3 separate regions of the Homo sapiens genome follow, and all the other regions are linked to region 1. The links are chromatin loops, found by intact Hi-C in ENCODE. Cell type or tissue: mammary epithelial cell. All regions are shown on one strand. Links, peaks and the distances in the headings refer to the core of each region. The heading gives the core; the rest is flanking DNA.

Region 1 (7,907 bases), core at 1,376-6,375:
TGAATTGTATCAGGCATTCATAGAAGAGTTGGTACCAATCCTATTGACACTATTCCAAAAGATTGAAAAGGAGGGAATCCTCCCTAAATCGTTCTGTGAAACCAGTATCACCCTAACACCAAAACCAAGAGTGACATAACAAAAAAGAGAACTACAGACCAATATCCCTAATGAACAGAGATTCAAAAACCCTCAACCAAATGCTAGTTAACTGAATCCAACAGCATATCAAAAAGATAATCCACCATGATCAAGTGGGTTTCATATGAGGGATATTGGGATGGTTTAATATACAAAAGTCAATAAATGTGATACATCACATAAACAAAATTAAAAATAAAAATCAAATTATCATTTCAATGGATACAAAAAAAGCATTTGACAAAATCCGGCATCCCTTTATGAATAAATCCCTCAGCAAAATTGGCATAGAAAGGACATACCTCAAGATAATAAAATCCATCTATGACAAACACACAGCCAATATTATACTGAACAGTGAAAAGTTGGAAGCATTCCCCTTGAGAAACGGAACAAGACAAGGATGCCCACTTTCTCAACTTTTATTCAATGTAGTAATGAAAGTCCTAGCCAGAGCAATCAGACAAGAGAAGGAAATAAAGGGCATCCAAATTAGTGAAGACGAAGTCAAACTGTTGCTGTGTTGTTGTTCACTGATAAAATGATTGTATACCTAGAAAACCCTAAACACTCCTCCTAAAAGCTCCTAGAACTGACAAATGAATTCAGAAAAGTTTCAAGATACAAAATTAATACACACAAATCAGTAGCACTGTTATATACCAAAACAAATAAAAAAACTCAACTCCTTTTACAATAGCTGCAAAAAATAAAAATAAAAATGCAGAAATATATCTAACCAAGAAGGTGACAAACCTCTACAAGGAAAACTACAAAACATTGTTGAAAGAAATCACAGATGACACAAACAAATAGAAACACATCCCATGCTCATGGATGGGTAGAATCAATATTGTGAAAATGATCATACTGCCAAAAGCAATCTACAAATTCAATGCAATTCCCATCAAAATACAACCATCATTCTTCACAGAGCTAGAAAAACAATCCTAAAATTAATGTGGAATGAAAAAAGAGCCCACATAGTCAAAGCAAGACTAAGCAAAAAGAACAAATCTGGAGGCATCACACTACCTGACTTCCAAGAGTACTATAAGGCCATAGTCAGCAAAAAGCATGGTACCGGTATAAAAATAGGCACATAGACCAATGGAACAGAACAGAAAACCCTGAAATAAAGCCAAATACAACAACTGATCTTTGACAAAGCAAACAAAAACATACAGCGGGGAAAGGACACACTAGTCAACAAATGGTGCTGGGATAATTGGCAGCCACATGTAGAATGAAACTGGATCCTCATCTCTCACCGTATACAAATATCAACTCAACATGGATTAAATACCTAAATCTAAGATGTGAAACCATAAAAATTTGAGAAGCTAATATCGGAAAACCCTTCTAAACATTGTCATGGGCAAAGACTTCATCACCAAAAACCCAAAAGCAAATGCAACAAAAACAAGGATGAATAAATGGCACTTAAACTAAAAAGCTTCTACACAGCAAAGTAAATAATCAGCAGAGTAAACAAACAACCCACGAAGTGGGAGAAAATATTTGCAAACTATACTTCTGATAAAGGACTAATACCTCATCAAAAAGTGGGCTAAGGACATGAACAGGCAATTCTCAAAACAGGATGTACAATTGGCTAACAAACATATACAAAATCCTCAACATCTCGGCTGCACGTGGTGGCTCAGGCCTGTAAACCCAGCACTTTGGGAGGCCGAGGCGGGCAGATCACGAGGTCAGGAGATCGAGACCATCCTGGCTAACACGGTGAAACCCCGTCTCTACTAAAAACACAAAAAATTAGCCGGGCGTGGTGGCGGGCGCCTGTAGTCCCAGCTACTCGGGAGGCTGAGGCAGGAGAATGGCGGGAACCCCGGGAGGCGGAGCTTGCAGTGAGCCGAGATCGCGCCACTGCACTCCAGCCTGGGCGACAGAGTGAGACTCTGTCTCAAAAAAAAAAAAAGCTCAACGTCTCTAATTATCAGGGAAATACAAATCAAAACCACAATGAGATACCACCTTACTTCTGCAAGAATGGCCTTAATCAAAAAATAAAAAAGTAATAAATGTTGGTATGGATATGGTGAAAGGGGAACACTTCTACGCTGCTGCTGGGAATGTAAACTAGTACAGCCACTATGGAAAACAGTATGGAGATTCCTTCAAGCACTAAAAGTAGATCTACCATTTCTTCCAGCAATCCCACTATTGGGTATGTACCCAGAGGAAAGAAGCCATTATACAAAAAAAGGTACTTGTACACACATGTTTATAGCAGCAGAATTCACATTGCAAAAATATGGAACCAGCCCAAATGCCCATCAGTCAACAACTGGATAAAGAAAATATGGTGTGTATATATCATGGAATACTACTCAGCCATAAAAAGAAACAAAATAATGGCATTCGCAACAACCTGGACGGAATTGGAGACCATTATTCTGGGTGAAGTAACTCAGGAATGGGAAAGGAAACATCGTATGTTCTCACTCATAAGTGGGAGCTAAGCTATCAGGACACAAAGGCATACTAGTGATACAATGGACTTTGAGGACTTGAGGGAAACGGTGGGAGAGGGGTGAGGGATTAAGGAGTACACACCGGGTACAGTGTACACTGCTCAGGTGATGAGGGCACCAAAATCTCGGAAATCACCACTAAAGAACTTATCCATGTAACCAAACACCGCTTGTTCCCCCAATACCTATTGAAATAATAATATAATAATAATAATAATAAACAAAAGCAAACAAACAAATAGTACCTCAGTTTCTGCCTCATGGATAGGGATTGTCAGAAGTCATCTATTTTAGAACATATCCTAATTTTAGAACTGTTAAAATATGAAAAACTAAGCATCATAGAACTGAAAGAAAATAGTAGGGTTGCTATGTAGATTTATGTGAGTTAAAACAACCAAACACCTCAGCACAGCGGCTGGCCCAGTGTCATCACACACCAACTATGATCAGTTACTCTTACTCCCAGCTAATCTAGCACAGGCTCATGAGCTCCAGTTGGTTACTTAATTTACAGAAATTCTACTCCACAACTCTTGTATTTTTGACTCCTTAAAATGAAGTTAAGTGCTTTTTATAAAAAAAAAAATGTTAAATGCTTAATAAATCTCTCCAGTCAAGGATTTCTGTTTTCTTGATTAAACCAATGGTTCTTTGAAAAAGAAGTCTAGGGAGCATCAGCAGCAGTGTTCTAACAAGCCCCACTGAAGGTGTCCGTAGAATTATTATGGCACTCATGAAAGTGTGGATTTTATAAAGACAGAATTGCCCAGCCTTTCCCTAATGTGATCTACAGACCAACCTGTGGAAAAATGAAACAGATTTACTCTACAGTAATGCTTAGCCATTCATAATTTTCTGGAACTGAGGTCTGAGAACATGTTTCTCAGTGGGTCAGTCACTTTGTTTTTCTTTTCTTTTCTTTTTTTTTTTTTTGAGACAGAATCTTGCTCTGTCACCCAGGCTGGAGTGCAGTGGTGTGATCTCCGCTCACTGCAACCTCTACCTCCCAGGTCCAAGCGATTCTCCTGCCTCAGCCTCCTGAATAGCTCGGACTACAGGTGCCCGCCACCACGCCCGGCTAATTTTTCTATTTTTAGTAGAGAGGGAGTTTCACCTTATTGGCCAGGCTGGTCTCAAACTCCTGACCTCATGATCCGCCCACCTCGGCCTCCCAAAGTGCTGGGATTACAGGTGTGAGCCACCGCGCCCGGCCACTTTGTTTTTCACATACTGAGAAGAGACGATGCACTCCCATGAGACATCTTCCACACCCAAGAGCAGAAAGGACAGCCTTCAGGCTGGTGGCTGAGGTTCACTTCTATTTATAACAGCATTTTAAACAACATAAGCTTATGGTTTCATAAAACTAGAAGAATATACCTGAAAATAGATTTCTGAAGTTTGATTTCACTTCATAAATTCACCTTCCATTGACGCTCCAGTGCATTTCAATCCACATCGCTGCAACGATGAAGGAGCGCTGCCATCTGCAGGCGCAGACCGACTAGAGCAACAGCTCAAAACCTAAAATACCCGCGTGTCCAGAATTTAAATGAGAAATATTTTGTTAAAACAGTATCTTAGCAAAGGGAAATAGCTTATAACGGAACAATCTTTTAGAGGCAAAGCTTTCGTCTGTTGCTTTACTCTCTTATTAAATCATTTATCCAAAATATGTGAGACCAATGAGGTATGTTTATTTATGCATAATATGCTGAAGTTTCAAAACACTGATTTCCCACAGGGTAGGAAACCATGTAGAAATAATATGTGTGGCTTTCTGGTTTGTTTTCTAAGAGCAGCACACTGAAATGTAAAAGCAACTGTGTTTGTACAATAAACAGGAGTCTTCTTTCTCTCCTAACATAGCAAAGAAAGGAAAAAGGTGTTATTGCTAAAAGAAAATACACAAAGTAAGAATCCAATACTAACCCTCTACTAAAGTATTTCCTTATTTATAAAAAAGAAATGGTTCCCATGCATTTCTCACAAATGCATGTTTTCAGTGGATCAGCAAGATGTCCAAACAAGAAATACCACCCTGTGGAAAAGCTGTGCCTATGGTATTTCTGACGTACCAATGCCAAAAAGTGGCTTTGGCCTGATTCCTCTTTCCTATGATCTCAGGTTGTATTTCCAGATAAAAGAGATTCAGTTACATTTGGAAGTGAGAAGAAATACCTGGAATTTATCCCCCCCAACTCGCACTGCGGCATTCTTTGGTCTTAGTCCAGGTATTCAATTCCACTTTCCTGCTCTTGGACCCTGTTGATCCGGGAAGAGGGTGGGCCTAGAACAAAAAAAAAAAAAAAAAAGATTTGGTAAAAACTGAGTGGATGGAAGAGCTGAGGCACACATTACCTCTTAGAACAATAGAAATGATTTCTTCAATAATTGTTTTGATAACTGGGCGGCCTGTCCACGCATTCATCTCAGTGAAGTTTTCCCTGATAGCCTGTTTTAAATTGATCATAGTTTTTCTTCATGATGCACATCCTGCCCTTTCCTTCCTCAGTATCACTCACAGAGCTAAAGGATATCCATGTCTCAAATATTAAAAAGCATGAACCAAGAGTTCTAAAATGATAAATTATGTGTCAGTGCAGCAAATGTATCGCTAGGCTCAAAAAACCCTATGAATGAATTAAATTTCTAACAATGCCTACTGTTTATTAGAAGCTTTACACCAAGGCTAATCAGTATTTCTGTAAATATATGATAGACAGGAGGGTTACTAATTACATTTTTCAGAAAGAGAATCAAGGTTGCATGATCAAGTCTATTTGTGGCATTTGACTCCACGTCAGCTTTGAGGGCAGATACAGGGTAAATCTAGGCATGATCGCTGTTCACTGTCAGTGAGTCCCTGGGAGAAAAGACAATCTGGGAGGGAAAACAACCAAGAGATGATTCTGATAGCATGAGTTTCTTAACTGCATTTAGACACTGATGCTTCCAATTCATATTTCTTCCGGAAATCCTATGGTTGTGAAGCAATCTATCACATTATGTTTTCTTTCCAATTTGTATTTTTTAAATTTAACTTTTATTTTAAGGTCAGGAGGACATGCGGAGGTTTGTTTCATAGGCAAACTTGTGTCATGGGAGGTTGTTGTACAGATTATTTCAGCACCCAGGTATTAAGCCTAGTACCCACTAGTTATTTTTCCTGATACTCTCCCTCCGCACCCTCCACCCTCTGATAGGCTCCAGTATCTGTTGTTTGTCTCCTTGGGTCCATGAGTTCTCACCATTGATCTTCCACTTGTAATTGAGAATAGGCAGTATTTAGTTTTCTGTTCTTGCGTTAGTTTGCTGAGGATAATGGCCTCCAGCTCCATCCATGTTTCTGCAAAGGAGATGATCTCATTCTTTTTCATGGCTGCATAGTATTCCATGGTGTATATGTAACACATTTATTTTATCAATTCTAGCATTAATGAACATTTAGGTTGATTCCATGTCTTTGCTATTGTGAATAGTGTTACAATGAACATATGTGTGCATGTGTCTTTATTATAGAATGATGTGTATTACTTTGAGTGTATACCCAATAATGGGATTGTTAGGTCAAATGTTAGTTCTGTTTTTAAGTCTTTGAGGAATCACCTTTATCTTCCACAATGGTTAAACTAATTTATACCCCCATCAACAGTGTATAAGCATTCCTTTTTCTCTGCAATGTCACCAGCTTCTGTTATATTTGACTTTTTAATAATAGCATATTAGTCTGTTCTCTCACTGCTATAAAGAACTACCTAAGACTGGGTAATTTATGAGGAAAAGAGATTTAATTGGCTAATGATTCCACCAGCTGCACAGGAAGCCTGGCTGGGAAGGCCTCAGGAAACTTACAATCATGGTGGAAGGCGAAGGGGAAGCAGACACACCTTCACCTGGTGAAGCTGGAGAGAGAGAGAGTGAAGGGGGAAGTGATACAAACAACCAGATCTCATGAGAACTCACTCACTGTCATGAGAACAGGGAGGAGGAGTCCACCCCCATGATCCAATCACCTCCCACCAGGCCCCTCCCCCAACACTGAGGGTTACAACTTGCCATGAGATTTAGGTGGGGACACAGAGCCAAACCATATCAAACAGCCATTCTGACTGGTGTTAAATGGTATCTCATTGTGGTTTTGATTTGCATGACTCTCACGATTGGTGATTTTGAGCTTATTTTCATATGATTGTTGGCCATATATATGCCTCCTTTTGAAAAGTGTCAGTTCATGTCCTTTGCTCACTTTTTAATGGAGTTGCTGGGGGGTGTTTTTTGTAAATTTGTTTAAGTTCCTTATAAATGCCAGATATTAGGTTTTTATCAGAGGCATATTTTACAAAATTTTTCTTCCATTCTGTAGGATGTCTGCTCACTATGTTCATAGTTTCCTTTGCTGTGCAGAAGCTAACAAGTTTAATTAAATCCCACTTGTCATTTTTGCTTTTGTTGCAATTGCTTTTAGTGTCTTTGTCATGAAATCTTTGCCCATTCCTATGTCCAAAATGGTATTGCCTAGGTTGTCTTCCAGTGTTTTTATACTTTTGGGTTTTATTTTTAAGTCTTTCATCCATCTTGAGTTAATTTTTGCATATGGTATAAGGAAGGGGTCTAGTTTCAATCTTTTGCATATGACTACCCAGTTATCCCAGCATGATTTATTGAATAGGGAATTTTTCCCCCATTGCTTGTTTCTGTCAGCTTTGTTGAAGATCATAGTTGTAGGTGTGCAGCCTTATTTCTGGGTTCTCTATCATATTATTTCAAAATCTTCTTGATTCTCTCTTTTCTGCCCACAGCAGGACATAAGAAATAGAACTCCTTTATGTCATTTTTCATATTTCCTCCTTGAATCAAAATTTGCTCCCCAAGTATTCAAGATTACTTAAGACAGAGAATTTGTACTAATTTATAAAGTACTGTACAAACCATCAGAAGAGAAACATTTTTGAGTATCTATTATGTGCAGCTATTTTATAAGAACTGTCACTCCTACTTGATGAATTAGGACACAGATTACTATGCAGACTCAGTAGCTTGATCATGATCAGTCGCCTGGTATGTGAAAAGCAGGGATCCGAGCCCAAGTTTGGCTATGCCCTTTGCATTCATTGTATTTCACTTACAAGTGGAGAGCCAGAGTTGGGCTGCAGAAACTGTAAACCTATAAGATCCACTGGCTTAACCAACTGCTAGCTTCTGTTCTACCATTACTTAAACCTCACTGGACAATCTACAATCAGACTTGCACTTGGATATAGA
Region 2 (7,907 bases), core at 1,907-6,906, 150 kb before region 1:
CCTTCTTGGATAAATGGTATGATTATCTCCATGTGAACGTGAGGAACCTGAAGCGCTTTGTAGATAGATAGCGTGTTTGAGGTCACACAGCCGTTAGATAGCTGAGCTGGGATTGAAACACAGTTTGAGCAAACTTTCAGGTTTTACCCTGTGCGCTGTGCTGACTCTTCACACATTAAAATTGTAATTCCGCCTTAATCATAAATAAATAATCACTATCATCAGCTTTGGTTTCCTTTTTTTCCAAACTGACAGCTTTGTTCCTACTGCTTCTTTAAAAACCAAAGCAAGAAAAATCAAAGAAACTTGTCCTTTCACTTCTCACAATCAGACCTGAATTTTCCCTTGGAGGTATTTTGTTTACTTGTGGTTGTTGTTGTTGCTGTTGTTGTTTGTTTTCACGCTTGCTTCTTGTTTTCTTTTTTACTTGTGATAAAGCTCCCAGAACCTAAAGTTTACTGTCTTAACCATCTTTACGTGCACATGTCAGTAGTGTTAAGTACCTTCTCGTTGGGCAACTAAACTCCAGAACTCTTTTCTTTTTGCAAATCTAAAAGTCTGTATGCATTAAATTCTATATGCATTAAGCAACTGCCCAGTGTCCCCTCCCCACAGCCCCTGACAACCACCATTCTAGTTTCTGTAGATGAGTATGACTACTCTACGCACCTCCTATAAAAGTGGAAACAGGCCGGGCGCAGTGGCTCATGCCTGTAATCCCAGCACTTTGGGAGGCCGAGGCGGGCAGATCACCTGAGGTCAGGAGTTAGAGACCAACCTGGCAAACATGGTGAAACCCTGTCTTTACTAAAAATACAAAAAATTAGCTAGGCCTGGTGGTGTGTGCCCGTAATCCCACTTATTCAGGAAGCTGGGGCAGGAGAATCGCTTGTACCCGAGAGGCGGAGGTTGCAGTGAACCAAGATCTCACCATTGTACTCCAGCCTGGGTGACAGAACGAGACTCTGTTTCAAAAAAAAAAAAAAAAAAAGAAGAAAAAGAAAAAGAAAGTGGAAACAGTGTTTGCCTTTTTATTACTGGCTTATTTCACTTAGCACAACGTCTTTAAGGCTCATCCATGTTGTAGTGGGTCAGAATTTCCTCTTTTTTTTTTTTTTGAGACGGAGTCTCACTCTGGCCTAGGCTGGAGTGCAGTGGCGCGATCTCGGCTCACTGTGTGCTCCGCCTCCTGGGTTCATGCCATTCTTCTGCCTCAGCCTCCTGAGTAGCTGGGATTACAGGCGCCCGCCACCACGCCCGGCTAATTTTTTTTTTTGTATTTTTTTAGTAGAGACAGGCTTTCACTGTGTTAGCCGGGATGGTCTCGATCTCCTGACCTCGTGATCCGCCCGCCTCGGCCTCCCAAAGTGCTGGGATTACAGGCATGAGCCTCCGCGCCCGGCCAGAATTTCCTCCTTTTTAAGACAGGATAATATCCATTGCATGTATACATTACATTCTGTTTATCCATTCATCCATGGATGGACACTTAGGTTGCTTTCTGTTTACCTGTTTTTTAATAATGTTTTATTTACATTTCATTTGTCTCAGTTGACACATGAAAAGCTGTTGGAATATAACATTTTACCACCAATTATATGCCCCTAATTTGGAGTCTCACACCCCAGTGGATAATCTGGGATGATTGAGAATTGAGATTTCTATAATTTATGGATACTTAATAATGTATGCTTTAATTTAAGATTTGAAAAAAGTCAGGAAAACCATGTCACCTTTAGGATAGGTCAACAATAATGGTTTGATTATAATTGTTCTTTCCAGTTAAACAATGACAAAGCAACCCAGGTAAACCATACGTAGATTTCCTAGCAATGGAACTGAACGGAGTAAAAGGAGCTTAGGTTCTCTTCTATAAACTCCCAAGCTAAATGAGCTGGAATAAAAATCTAAACCTCTGTTTCCCCACTTGTCAAAGAAGGAGGTTGGACGAAAGACTCATTTTGTTTCTCTCGCTTGCTCAGTATCTTTGGCCCTTGTCACAGGCCATCTCTTTGCTCAAATATAAATCAAGTTTCGCAGTGTTTCTCACAAGTGCTCAAACTCACCTAACATCCGTCTTCTTGGAGAACAAATATATTGATTTGGCAAAACCAACTTCTAAATCAAAAAGGACTTCTGCAATAGAAATTTGCATTGAGAAAATAAATATATGCCAGCAGGAAATATGGGCAATGATTAGGAAATAAGCCGCTTTAACACACCTCAGTATTAAAGGGTATATTCACCAATTTGAAAGAAAAACATGTTTTCAAGTGCAGTCCCACAGTTCACTACCTCCACTTTCTGTCAGCAGACCTTTCCCAGCTGTAACCACTGTTCAAAGGCCACATACATGTGTTTTGGACACAGGCACTGGGTCATAATTTGCTCTGTAATTCTAGATTTTATTTTCAAAATGGGAATTTTCAAGGGAGCAACTTGCATGCAGTATGCTTTTGGAGAGTTCTAAAGGTTAAATACAGTATCCAGGAATTTTAAAGCCAAGGGACCTCTGAGTTGTCCCAAAGTATCTATTCATCATGAGCCTTTCATTTCACCCCAGGGCTTCAGCTAAATATATTGCATATAAAAAGTAATTTCTTTTTCTAGCTCTGTCCTCCTAGGACCTAGTCAAAAATCTGCATGGTATTTCCAAGGAACACACTTCCTTCTCTTATGCCATCCAGTTTCAGATTTTTATTTGTGTTACTCCTCGCAGTACAGAGACAATAGCTTCAAAATTGGAATCTCACAAAGCGTTTCTTCTAAAATCTCTGCTTCTTTAGTCCACTTTACACCGAGCTGATAAGAGCAGCCCAACCGGCAAGCGTTCCATGTACATCAGCAATATTTCCAGCCCACTTGGTTGACCCGGTTAGATCAAATCTGAAGGAATGTCAAGCTGTCTTGGAAGCAAACAAATAGGTGTAGCTGATCCCACACCCCTGTGAGTTGGACGGCTTCTTTTCTACTTGTAAATCTCTAGCAAATAATTCCTGGGCATTTAGTGACTGGGTTTGTGTTTTCAAATCAATTTATATGGCTAAATGTACTGTTTAAAAGAAAATATTATTATGCAATGTTTTAGTATTGTAGAATGAGAGTTTCATATCTCAAAGGATAGATTTAATCTCAGCAAACCTGACTTTCCTTTGTGCTGCTGCTTCTCTTCTGAATGACTCTTATTTTTTCTTCTTGGTTCTATGTGGCTCTCTCAGTTCCTTAAAATCACTCTTATAAATTGGAAACAATTTAAAATGCATTCTAGGCCCTCATATGCCTATAATCACGCCATTTTCCTGGATGATTTTCATCATTAAAGAGTCCCCTTTGTCACTGTCTTCTGCCTGGTCAGTTGTCATGTACGTTACAATGAAATTGTCGCACTGCTTTAATTGGAAGTCAGTATTCCCTCAACCCACTTACCTTGTGATCCAGCATCTACAATGTAATAGAGTTAAACTCTCAAGAGAACATCATCATGACCAACAAGGCAGAATCCCCGAGTTATTTTTGCCCAAACCAGCATTTCCTAAGTAGAGCCTGAGTTCACCACTGCGTCCACGCATGGATGTGCATAGATACCAACCTGGTTACGGAATGTTTGAATGGAAAACTTCCAAGTTGACTAAATATTTGTCTTTCAGGTATAATAGTGAGGAAACTGGTCTTAACTTGACTCTCCAGATAAAGGATTTTTCTGAAGCCATTCTAGCTCTATTTCTGGTGTCTTTACAAATTACATCCTATTAAAGTAGTCCTGGGATGATTGAGTCCAGATGCTCCTCAATTTACAATACAGTTATGACCCTGATGAACCCATCATACCTTGAAATTATCATAAGTCAAAAATGCATTTAATGCATTTAATACACCTAACCTACCGAATACCATAGCTTGGCCTAGCCTACCTTAAATGTGCTCAGAGCACTCACATTAGCCTTCTGCTGGGCAAAGTCACCTAACGGAAAGCTTATTTTGTAATAAAGTGTTGACTATCTTACGTAATGTTTTGAATACTGTACTGAAAGTGAAAAAGAAGATGGTTGCATGGGTGCTCGAAGCATGGTGACTACCGAGTGTTGATCGCTTTTGCACTGTATAAAGTCAAAAGATCTTAAGTCAAATAATAAAAAGTCTGTACTTAATTGAACTAAAGAAAGTTTCAGTCAGTTAAAGATCTACATCAGGAAGAGAGACGAAGTGAGACTTTTGTAGAAAAAAAAGGGGGGGCATTCAAATAGCTGCAATGCTTACACACATTTTTAAATCATTGTAAAAGAAAACAAGATAATTTCTGTGATTGGCCTGGAGGCTGATAATAAACTGTGTTGGTTTTAAGGCCTGCCTACAGGTGGCAGTGCTGTTATCACATAATTCATCAGCAATGATTTGGCCCGTGCATCATTAGAAATCACTTTGAACATACATTGAGTGGCAGTGCCTTCCGCTAGTCACTGTTATCAGCAAACACTTCCTAAATGCTTACTGAGTGTGTGTGCAGTACTGTCCTTGGCTTGCCATTAGGTGTTTCCACCTGCAGCCATTTCCAAGACAAATCCTCATTGACTGATGATGTACCCAGCAAGAAACAAACATTGTAGCTTCTCTCTCTCTCTTTTTTTTTTTTTTTTTTTTTTTTGAGACAGAGTCTTGCTCTGTTGCTCAGGCTGGAGTGCAGCAGCATGATCTCAGCTCACGGCAATCTCCGCCTCCCAGTTTCAAGTGATTCTCCTGCCTCAGCCTCCCAAGTAGCTGGGATTACAGGCACCCACGACCACGCCCAGCTAATTGTTGTATTTTTGCAGAGATGGGGTTTCACCATGTTAGCCAGGCTGGTCTCAAACTCCTGACTTCAGGTGATCCGCCCAACTTGACCTCCCAAAGTGCTGGGATTACAGGTGTGAGCCACCACACCTGCCCTAGCTTTTGTTTAAATGGCACACTGATACGGTTTGTCTGTGTCCCCACCCAAATCTCACCTTGAATTTCCGCATGTTGTGAGAGGGGCCTGGTAGGAGGTAACTGAATCATGGAGGCAGGTCTTTCCTTTGCTGTTCTCATGATAGTGATTAAGTCTCATGAGATCTGATGGTTTTAAAAAGGGGAGTTTCCCTGCACAAGCTCTCTCTCTCTTTGGCTGCCGCCATCCACATAAGATGTGACTTGCTCCTCCTTGCCTTCTGCCATGATTGTGAGGCTTTCCCAGCCACATGGAACTGTGAGTTCTCCCTGATACCTCTTTCCTTTGTAAATTGCCCAGTCTCTGGTATGTCTCTATCAGCAGTGTGGAAACGGACTAATACACAGACACTACATTTCTACATAGACCCCCAAGTGTCTTCGTTTTGCTGTAAGTATGACAAGCATTTTCTTCCCTTCTGAGTAAAGATTTAATTCCATCTATAAATGAACAAAAATGAGAGAAAGCTCACTAGCAAATATCATTTAAAATAACTTTTTTTTTTTTTTTGAGACGGAGTCTCGCTCTGTCATCCAGGCTGAAGTGCAGTGGCACAAACTTGGCTCACTGCAAGTTCCACCTCCCGGGTTCACACCATTCTCCTGTCTCAGCCTCCCGAGTAACTGGGACTACAGGCACCTGCCACAACACCTGGCTAATTTTTGTATTTTTAGTATTTTAGTAGAGACAGGGTTTCACCATATTAGCCAGAATGGTCTCGATCTCCTGTCCTCGTGATCTGCCTGCCTCGGCCTCCCAGAGTGCTGGGATTACAGGCGTGAGCCACTGCGCCCGGCCTAAAATAACTTTTTTATACAAGGCATTTTCTACAAAATTACAGTCATTGTAAAGAACACAGATTTAACTTTAATATATTGCTTTGTAGGGTGAGCTAAACTGAGAACCAATGAAATTTTAAATGCATAGGGGAAAAAAGAAACAATAGGAAACCAAGAGAGCAAATGCTGTTTCAAATTAAATGAGGGTAGAATTCAAGGAATTCTAATACCACAAATACACCTCTAAATTTGATTCCCATTGGTTTCAGGTACAACTCTTAATTCCTACTTCACCTCTTTTTATGTTGTGGGGGGAAAAATGATCAAGGGAGAAAAGAAATTGGTAATTTCAAAGCTTTTTTTTACAGAATACACCCTTGAAGGTTTATACAAAGTGCCAGAGTCACTCGACCTTTTAAAGATCTTTCTCTAGCAGTGAGTTGAACAATATTACAGCAATAATCTATTACCCTTTAGTTATGGTCTAAAGTTGGTACTTGACTGTAATCCGAGGAGACTTCAGCAGCCCCCACCCACAGCTAAAAGGCCAGCCCATGCACCAGCACTTTCATATACTGGCTGGAATGGCCCCTAAGGGCTAATGGTGCTACCCGAGGCCTACTTTACCCTCAGAATAGCTTCACACTGTCGCAGTGAAATAAAAGATAGCGACGAATCTCTGAGCAAACGGTTTTCCTTGAGAATATATATAAAAACAGAACTGCATTCCAGGGTGTACGCACAGACCACGGTGGTCCCGTATGCCCTAAGAACAAAGGAAGAGGTTGGAGTTTTATTGGGAAGGAGAAATGTGATGTAAATTGTTTTCAAAGTGAGTTCACTGGTGCTAGTGAAGCCTGTCGGGAGCTGGCAAGCCCTGCAGGGCGGGGAGTGATGTCCCCACAGGGCGGGGAGTGAAGCCCCTACAGGGCGGGGAATGATGTCCCCACAGGGCGGGGAGTGATGTCCCCACAGGGCGGGGAATGATGTCCCCACAGGGCGGGGAATGATGTCCCCACAGGGCGGGGAATGATGTCCCCACAGGGCGGGGAATGATGTCCCCACAGGGCGGGGAATGATGTCCCTACAGGCGGGGAATGATGTCCCCACAGGGCGGGGAATGATGTCCCCACAGGGCGGGGAGTGAAGCCCTACAGGGCGGGGAATGATGTCCCCACAGGGCGGGGAGTGATGTCCCCACAGGGCGGGGAATGATGTCCCCACAGGGCGGGGAATGATGTCCCTACAGGTGGGGAATGATGTCCCCACAGGGCGGGGAATGATGTCCCTACAGGGCGGGGAATGATGTCCCTACAGGGCGGGGAATGATGTCCCCACAGGGCGGGGAATGATGTCCCCACAGGGCGGGGAATGATGTCCCCACAGGCGGGGAATGATGTCCCCACAGGGCGGGGAATGATGTCCCCACAGGGCGGGGAGTGATGTCCCCACAGGGCGGGGAGTGAAGCCCCTACAGGGCGGGGAATGATGTCCCCACAGGGCGGGGAGTGATGTCCCCACAGGGCGGGGAATGATGTCCCCACAGGGCGGGGAATGATGTCCCTACAGGTGGGGAATGATGTCCCCACAGGGCGGGGAATGATGTCCCTACAGGCGGGGAATGATGTCCCTACAGGGCGGGGAATGATGTCCCTACAGGGCGGGGAATGATGTCCCCACAGGGCGGGGAATGATGTCCCCACAGGGCGGGGAATGATGTCCCTACAGGGCGGGGAATGATGTCCCCACAGGCGGGGAATGATGTCCCCACAGGGCGGGGAATGATGTCCCTACAGGGCGGGGAATGATGTCCCCACAGGGCGGGGAGTGAAGCCCTACAGGGCGGGGAATGATGTCCCCACAGGGCGGGGAATGATGTCCCTACAGGCGGGGAATGATGTCCCCACAGGGCAGGGAATGATGTCCCTACAGGTGGGGAATGATGTCCCCACAGGGCGGGGAATGATGTCCCCACAGGGCGGGGAATGATGTCCCTACAGGCGGGGAATGATATCCCTACAGGGCGGGGAATGATGTCCCTACAGGGCGGGGAATGATGTCCCTACAGGCGGGGAATGATGTCCCCACAGGGCGGGGAATGATGTCCCCACAGGGTGGGGAATGATGTCCCCACAGGGCGGGGAGTGATGTCCCCACAGGGCGGG
Region 3 (7,907 bases), core at 1,907-6,906, 340 kb before region 1:
ACATTTTTTTTTCCTATTAATGGTAGCATAGCATGTTTTAAAGTTCTATTTTTGCTGGGGGCAGAGTCTTACTTAGCTTGAGGGTTACTTGAGCATTTTTATTAGCAGCAGCTTTATTATCTATGATTAGATTTCACCTGGGCCAATTCATTACTCTCACCTTCCACACTTCAGAGTAGGTAGATAAACTTAAAAATAGTCAAAGGAACAATTTAGGGCATAGTTTACAAAATAAATCTAGCCTCTAAGTAATAACCAGCAGAAAATGAAAAACAATTTTTTTTTTATTTTGGTGCATTAAATGAAAAATACAAGAAAATATGTATATATTTTGGATAGAATTTGCAGGTTGTAAACTTAGCAGAGGCCGGGTGCGGCGGCTCATGCTTGTAATCCCAGCACTTTGGGAGGCTTAGGCGGGCAGATCACTTGAGGTCAGGAGTTTGAGAACAGCCTGGCCAACATGGTGAAACCCTGTCTCTACTAAAAATACAAAACTTAGCTGGCCATGGTAGCAGGCACCTGTAATACCAGCTACTCAGAAGGCTAAGGCAGGAGAATCACTTGAACGCAGGAGGCGGAGCTTGTGGTGAGCTGAGATTGTGCCATTGCACTCCAGCCTGGGCAACAGAGTGAGACTCCATCTGAAAAAAAAATTAAATTAAATTAAATAAATAAACTTAACAGAAAGTTAAGCAAACACAGGCTTCCCATATGAAGTAATTAGCATTTTGCAAAGAGGGAACATGGCATTAATAAAGGATCCTAGACTTAGGATCTCCACTACTCCATTTAAAATTGGATCTTTTTGAATTCACGGCAGGTTTTCCTTAAGAAACAATGTCATACATGATGGCTTAGTGTACTGGTCAATCCAGGGAAACTGATTTAATCCATAATATGACATTTGGGATAATATTGGACTAGACCAACATATATTGGGACCATCATATATATACAATGCTTATTAAAAAGATGTCTATTTAAGGTAAGTTCCTGAAAAATGAAAAATAATAGTATGCTGAGCAAACAATATGCTACAACAGAAGTTCAAAAGAAACCGAACAACCGAAACCAAACTGAACAAACAGGTGTGAAGAATTCGATGGGAAAGAACAGTGAGAAATGGTGCGGTTGGTTTCTGACTTTAAGTCACATTGATTTTTTTCCACAAGCACCATGTAAGTATTGGAATGCCTCTTAAAACTAAGTTGTGCTAACTTGGCTGGGCTGCTTTATAAACTCTTTACAAAATTTGATTCATGTTTTATTTAAGATTACATTTGGGAGGCAAGTCCCTAGGACTTGAGACAAGCTGCAGCATTCACCTGCAAGTGTGGCTTGCAAATCAGCAGACTTTGGAGCCATTGGAAAAGGCTACTTCCAGCTACAAAGTGAAAAGATATAAGCAGCGTGTGCTGTAGACTGAGGTAGTATCTTCGAGTTCTGTCATTGGCACCTATCAGTGGCTGAGATATCCTGGGTTGAAGTCTGCAAGGTCCAGCATAATGTATTATGCATGAAAAGACATCTCCTGTTACTTCATTTTTGTAAAAGATTACCTCAATACTCCTTAAGGGCTGGATGACAGTGTGTGAAGTGGCTGAAACTTACATCAAATGCTTTAATAACAGGTCAGCAAAAAGGCCAATGGGCTTAACTTTTACATTCCAACTGGCACAGCTACAGGAGTGGGCTATTTGCCAAAGACATCGAACCAAGCCTCGGAGAAGTAGAAACAGCTCAACCAGGTTCATTCAGCAGAGAATCGTGGTTAAAATATATTAAGCCTGGATTCCTCAAATTCTGTTGGTAAAGTTAATCGGGATAGGGTAACACTTGGCATCCTTATGCTATGACTGGATCTCTCATGGGAATGAGATCTTAGCTTTAATTTTTAGAATTTAATTAAAGCTTCACAAGTATAAATATAAAAGTACTTGTTATTGTTGTCACCTCTGTTCTTTAGCGATGACAAGTAACATCTTATTTGTGCTAACATGAGGAATCCATATGATATAGATTTAAAATATATCATTGTGTAAGATCTTATTTTTTCACCTTAACGTTGGCACCTATGTAATTTAGCTGAAACACTTTTAGAATTCAAGTGAGCTATGCACACCTCTGGGGAAATCTTGCTGGCCAGTTTTCCAGCGTTCCCATACAGGGATATTCACTCTTTGGCTGAGCCTTTGCTTAATTGTATTATTTTAGATGATGGGTTGCCTTGTGAGTAAATGATGAAAAGATGGAAGCTAAAATATACAGTAGCACACACCAGCCCTGTGGAAAATAAATAGCTGACTTTAAAAGAATGTTGTTCCGAAAGTCAAGGGCAATTTTAAAGAAGCAGTGAGTAGGCCAACTCAGTAACGAGTCACAGTGGTGTACTCATTGCTCCTCAGAGGCTCACATACGTTCTGGGTGTGTGTGTGGGGCCCAGCCTGGAGACTGAGAGACAACATTCTTCACCTAGTGAGGATGGTCTAAAAACAAATACATTTTAAGAAACTAAAACCTAATAATATCTTGGCCAAGTTATGTATTATAAAAACAAAGCTAAGAAAGGTGAGCTAATGAATGAAAATTAGAAATACAAGTTCTGCAATACCCGTGGCATTCATGGGAGTGCTGGGTTAATTTATTTAAAATTGCACCCGCTGGCAGATGCAAAAAAAAAAAAAAAAAAAAAAAAAAACAGAACATTATCTGTACGTTATCCTGTACTTCTTGCCCTCATGGGTAACATTTTTACTCATTTAGAGATCAACCCAGCACTTTTCACTGCTGACCACAAATTGTTTTACAAACTTTCATGTTGATTTTAACTGGATTGCCAGATTTGCCTCACAGCTTGAAGCAAATCACATCCCATAGTATCTGATAAGAGCTTGTAAAATAGTGGTACATGTTTCATTTAAGGGAAAGAATAGTTGCCTCAGAAACCGTCTGGTCTGTTAACTAGGTGACTGGATGGAATTGCGAGAAACACACTATGGACGGACCCTTACACACAGAACCGAACACTGGCCCCAATGTGTTTTGGGAAAATAATCCTTCAGGAATGAGCGTATTAGCTCCAGATATCAAACTTTAATAGTAGAGAAATTGCATGTATTATTAAACACCAACTTTACATTTGAGGTCTATGGGATGCATATTTTTCTTTCAAAAGTTCTACTTTTTTCAGGATGGGGATGAAACTGTATCACCACCCAAATCTAGGATACTTTTACTTCTACAGTAGTGAAAAAAAATTCCATATAGTTTTTTTTTGCAAGTTGTAAAAGCATACATGTTCACATACACCTGCCCCTTCTTCTAAAATTTTTAAAGAAAATGTTTCTGTCTTATTTACAGCTCCCTGAAAAGTAATGTTATTAAAAATAAACGTGTTTATTTGACTGGACACCCGGGTTTAACTACCCATGAGAGACCGCAGTGCTGTGGTTCAGTATCAGATGTGACTACCCACAAGAGGACACAGTGCTGTGACTCAGTGTGGTCAAGGACAATGCCTGCTACGTGCCTTACGGAATTAGAAAAGGGGGCTTTTACTTGTATTTATTGGTCTTTAAAATTTTGTTGTTTATATTCAGTAAAGCAATACTGAAAAAATGTTTTTGCCATAAATTAATATCATTATAACATCAGAAGAGAAAAATCTCCAAGATATTTTAAGGAGAATTAAAAATAGTAATATCAAGTAAATCAGCCAGTATTTATACGTTCACATCACACTATGAGAACGAAAACTCACTGTTTCTTGTGCATATTCAAATAAATAACAATATGAGTGTAAAATCTTTCAATTCTTCAGTCTGTTGAAAAGCCTGTGGAAAAACTAGAATCTATATTCCAGGTACTCCAGAGTATAGTAATGAAAATACTTATATTAAAAACAGGACGGCGGGCGGTGTGCAGTGGCTCACACCTGTAATATCAGCACTTTGGGAGGCCGAGGCGGGCGGATCACGAGGTCAGGATATCAAGACCATCCTGGCTAACATGGTGAAACCCCATCTCAACTAAAAATACAAAAAATTAGCTGGGCGTGGTGGCGGGCACCTTTAGTCCCAGCTACTTGGGAGTCTGAGGCAGGAGATTTGCTTGAACCCAGGAGGTGGAGCTTGCAGTGAGCCGAGATCACACCACTGCACTCCAGCCTGGGCGACAGAGTGAGACTCTGTCAAAAAAAAAATAATAAAATAAAAAACCAGAGAGGATATGACATTTTTTTTTTGAAAAGTGAGCAGTTAGAAGTTACAAATTTGATATGTAATTATATACAAAATGCAATTTATAGATATATTTTCTAGGAGCCAGTTGCACCATCAGTGCATTAGCCCTAAGCCTGTGTTTCAGACTTGTGAATTAGAAGCTTCTGACTCTCAAGAGGAGGCCTCAAGGCTGAGAGTGAAGAGGCTGCCAGTCCACGCATGACAGCCAGGGGTCAGCTCTCAGCTCGAAGGAAAGGATCAGCACAGGAAATATTTTACAGCCACGAAGAACCTTGACCTTTTCCACTCTTCTCTTTTTCCTATTTCCCCTTCTCCAGCCCCCTCCTCTAGCTCATCCCAATAATAGAGTAAAATCAAAGCATCCTGAATATTTACTAAGTGCTACATACCTTGTGAACTATTTCACTTGCAGTATCCCTAATACAGTTTCAATAAACCATGACCAGTAAAGTAATAAGCATTGTTTGAAAGAAAAAAATAGCCTAATACACTTCTTGTCAGACACACAAAAAGCTTTTCTTTTGTACATGTCTATGGTAAATTGCTTTGCATGACAGCACATAATCTAACCAAAGTGGATGTTCTCTGTTTGATCTGATTGTCTGAACAAAAAAAAAGCAGGTATTCTAAATTTCTTTCTTTAATGAAGTATACTCCATGAGAGACAATTTCTTATTAAGGCATATTTGGACTTTTATCAAACCTATTATTGATCTCTTCATCTTTTTCCCCCTGCTAGTCCAGGAAATGGGAGCTACTGAAACCACAGGATCTGCTCACGGCTTCCAAACACTCTCTGCAGACAATATGACCACGTCCATGTCCTCCTCTGGCTCCTGTGAGGCCCTTTTCATGGACCCCAGGCCCTTTCCTGTTTCTCCCAGAGGAGGAAGTCCAAGGCAGGGTCTGCATCTCCCTCGTCTTTGCAAGCCCCACAACAGCTCTCCTGGACAGTGTCTAAACTAAAACTTCTTGGCTGTTTAGTCTGGTTATACGTGTTACAAATTCCCCATTTCCTGTGGGGTTCACAGAGAGCTACAAAATTATAGTAATACTTCAATAGAAATTTCTGACTCCATTTTTCAAATATTATCAAATCTTCTAAGGTTCTAAGACCCTTTGCTGTGAAGATAGGTAGAGAACCACTCTAATACAAAACAGCGTTTGTTTTTCTCTCTCAAAGGGAATTGGGACTGTTTGGAAAGTCATGGAAATTTGCTATATACTTTAAAAATCTAGAATGCCTTCCCAACTGGCACACTCAGGATATGAGGAAGCAATGTCACTGCAAATCACTCCTGAACTACATTTAAACTGAGTTACTTGGTTTAGCTTGAGTTTTCTCTCCAGGCCCACAGCATCCTCAGAACTCTTGTCATCAAGGCTTAGGTAGAAACCTCTCCTCTTCAAATCGTGCCTTCCTTTCAGATCTAGTTAATTCTAGTCAGGATTCTAGGAAGGCCTCCCTCTGAAGACAATGCAAAAATAAAAAGAGCGACAGACCTTCCTTTAGTTGACAGCTTTCCATCATTTTCCGAATCAACTGTGATTCAAACTTTAAAAAAACCCAAGTTAGTGCCTGATGACTCCCTAGACTCTGGGACATCTGGTGCTGCCAAATTGAGATTCCCCTGACAATTTCCGAGGACAAAGATCTTCGAGGAGGGCAGCTCTAGGGAGAGTTTAGTCACCTCTGAAGTTGTGTCTCACAGACGCAGCATCCACTGACCCCTGACTTTCAGTTCATATTTTAGAACTGTTCCCAGGGGATGGAGATAAGGCAGTCATCAATCAGGAAAGTCAAACACATGCAGATGACTGAGAACAGCTCTCCTTGAATCCCAGTCATGGGAGTTGAGGAATGACCATTCCTCTACATAGTTCTATTAAAAAAAGTGAAATAAAATTTGTTCTATTTTGTTAGAGTTGCAGAAATAAGACAACAAACACAACCTCAATTGGGTTAAAAACCACACAGCTCTGGCAGCAATGTTAACATCATTTACATCAAGTTCCTTGGCTAAATGAGCAATTTCCATATGTCTAGTTTACATGAGCTCAATTGTAAGTGTGGTAGAATTGGCATCAAATAAATGGCATGGGTTCAGATCTGGTTTTGATTACCAAGATTTCTAGAGTATGTTTTTGTGTTTAACTCTTTTTTGTAACTTTGCCCGTGAATGTTTGTCTAACTTCTGCCTCATGAGCACTCAGTTTCAATTCCCTACATATGTCTATGCTTTGCAATTTGTATCTTGTAGTCCTTGCCGGAGTCCCACTGCTCCCGAACACATGCCCTGAGGCAGCGTGCCTGCACAACCAGCTTCCATCTGAACGCTTCAGACATGCGCTGCATTCAGGCAAGAGCCCTTTGGATCTTCCCAATTAGAGCAAAATCGCTAGCATTTAACTTCTAATTTTACAAGTAACAGTGATTTGCAATTAGTAACAGACATCAAGATGACTTGTGACCAGCATTATACATGTTATTAATTTGCACTCATCTATAATTAATTTTACAATGGCATTTAGCTCAATGCTTATTATAGGAAAATCTGTCGTTGAGAACCAGGATTATTACCTCTACAAATACATTATTTTCTCTGTAAAAGAACTCTGACTACTTTCACCAGAAGTACATTTTTAAAGTTAGTATTTTGTACTCGTAGAACTAGATTAAATAATATCTCGTTGAGTGAACGATATTTTAAGATTACAAGCTGAATTGCTTATTATGGCTTTCTAAATTCATACCTGTTCTGCAGCAGAATATTTAAAAATTTAAGTATTGAAAATAGTCTAAGCAAAGAAAATTGCTACTTGTTAACTTTGGAAGACTTGAAGACATAAAATTTCACCAAATGACAGATTTATAAAAATTTCTTTTTGGGGGAATGTTCAAGTATTGTGAAACTGTTACTGAAAACAAAACATTAAAGCATTAGCACGTGTTTTAAAAAGCAATAAGACAATCACCTCTGTAAGAAACACACAGCTAATTATTATGTGTTCTAGAGAATGCTGTCACAATCAGTCAACTTACAGAAGCATGATTTTCTTTTTATTGAAGTTGTCCCTTTGCAAAGGGTCCCTTTAGATATTATTTCTGTGAATAAATAATTCACTGTCTTCTTCATACTCAAAGATATGCTTTTGAGATATATGTATATATGACTCTTTAGTATGAGCTTAATTTTTTTCTCCAGCAATGGCTGTAAGAATGCACAGACTACAAGAGACAATAGTGAGAAAGCTGAGAAAGCTGGTGATCCACACCCTTTCCATTGGAAGCCTACAGGGAGCTTTCCCCTAGGGCCCCACGTGGTCAGCCTTAGAGCGACTAACACTTCCTAATTCAAGAAACCAACCCTTGGCCCCTGCACAGCGAGAACCAAGATGAATTGATTAATGCACAGTGAAAACTATAATTCTCACAAAGACAAAATCTTGTCAGCAAGTATGTCTGTCCCCCATAGCCTGGTGTTTAGCAAATGAAATATTTGAAATTCAGTGACCACAACATCTGCTCCTCAGGCCAGTATCTGGATGCTTATTGTCCATGTTCAGGTACATCCATCTCAAAGGATGTAGAGCCACACACCTTCTTTCATCTTACATCATTTATTTTGTTATTTCCTATACAGGGCAGGGACTTTTCTTGGA

Evidence for each region. A loop is a pair of places that touch in the nucleus more often than their neighbours do. Peaks named below come from ENCODE experiments on the same cell type or tissue, not always from the same donor. Only the 100,000 strongest peaks of a DNase experiment are listed, where the experiment ranks them.
Region 2: it touches region 1 in a loop (12-fold over the local background); 9 of 110 quality-filtered maps call a loop at or near these places.
Region 3: it touches region 1 in a loop (23-fold over the local background); 7 of 110 quality-filtered maps call a loop at or near these places.

What each region holds. Positions count from the first base shown.
Region 1 is chr4:189,120,217-189,128,123 of GRCh38, forward strand. It overlaps LOC105377613 (a long non-coding RNA gene), which reads right to left and starts at 5,959. Exons shown (of 4, transcript XR_001741964.1): 1 at 5,894-5,959; 2 at 4,824-4,932; 3 at 4,023-4,166. In mammary epithelial cell, for the core only: a CTCF peak has its summit at 4,141 (motif pointing left); no DNase peak of the experiment used is centred there.
Region 2 is chr4:188,966,958-188,974,864 of GRCh38, forward strand. No RefSeq gene overlaps it. Among named protein-coding and RNA genes, the nearest start is that of LINC02508, 190 kb to the left of the region's middle. In mammary epithelial cell, for the core only: a CTCF peak has its summit at 4,347 (motif pointing right); no DNase peak of the experiment used is centred there.
Region 3 is chr4:188,777,408-188,785,314 of GRCh38, forward strand. It overlaps LINC02508 (long intergenic non-protein coding RNA 2508), which reads left to right. Exons shown (of 3, transcript NR_149102.1): 2 at 6,506-6,604; 3 at 7,889-7,907. It overlaps LOC101930028 (a long non-coding RNA gene), which reads right to left. Exons shown (of 4, transcript NR_188358.1): 4 at 267-644. Among named protein-coding and RNA genes, the nearest start is that of LINC02508, 4.7 kb to the left of the region's middle. RefSeq lists an enhancer at 3,455-3,624. In mammary epithelial cell, for the core only: a CTCF peak has its summit at 4,461; no DNase peak of the experiment used is centred there.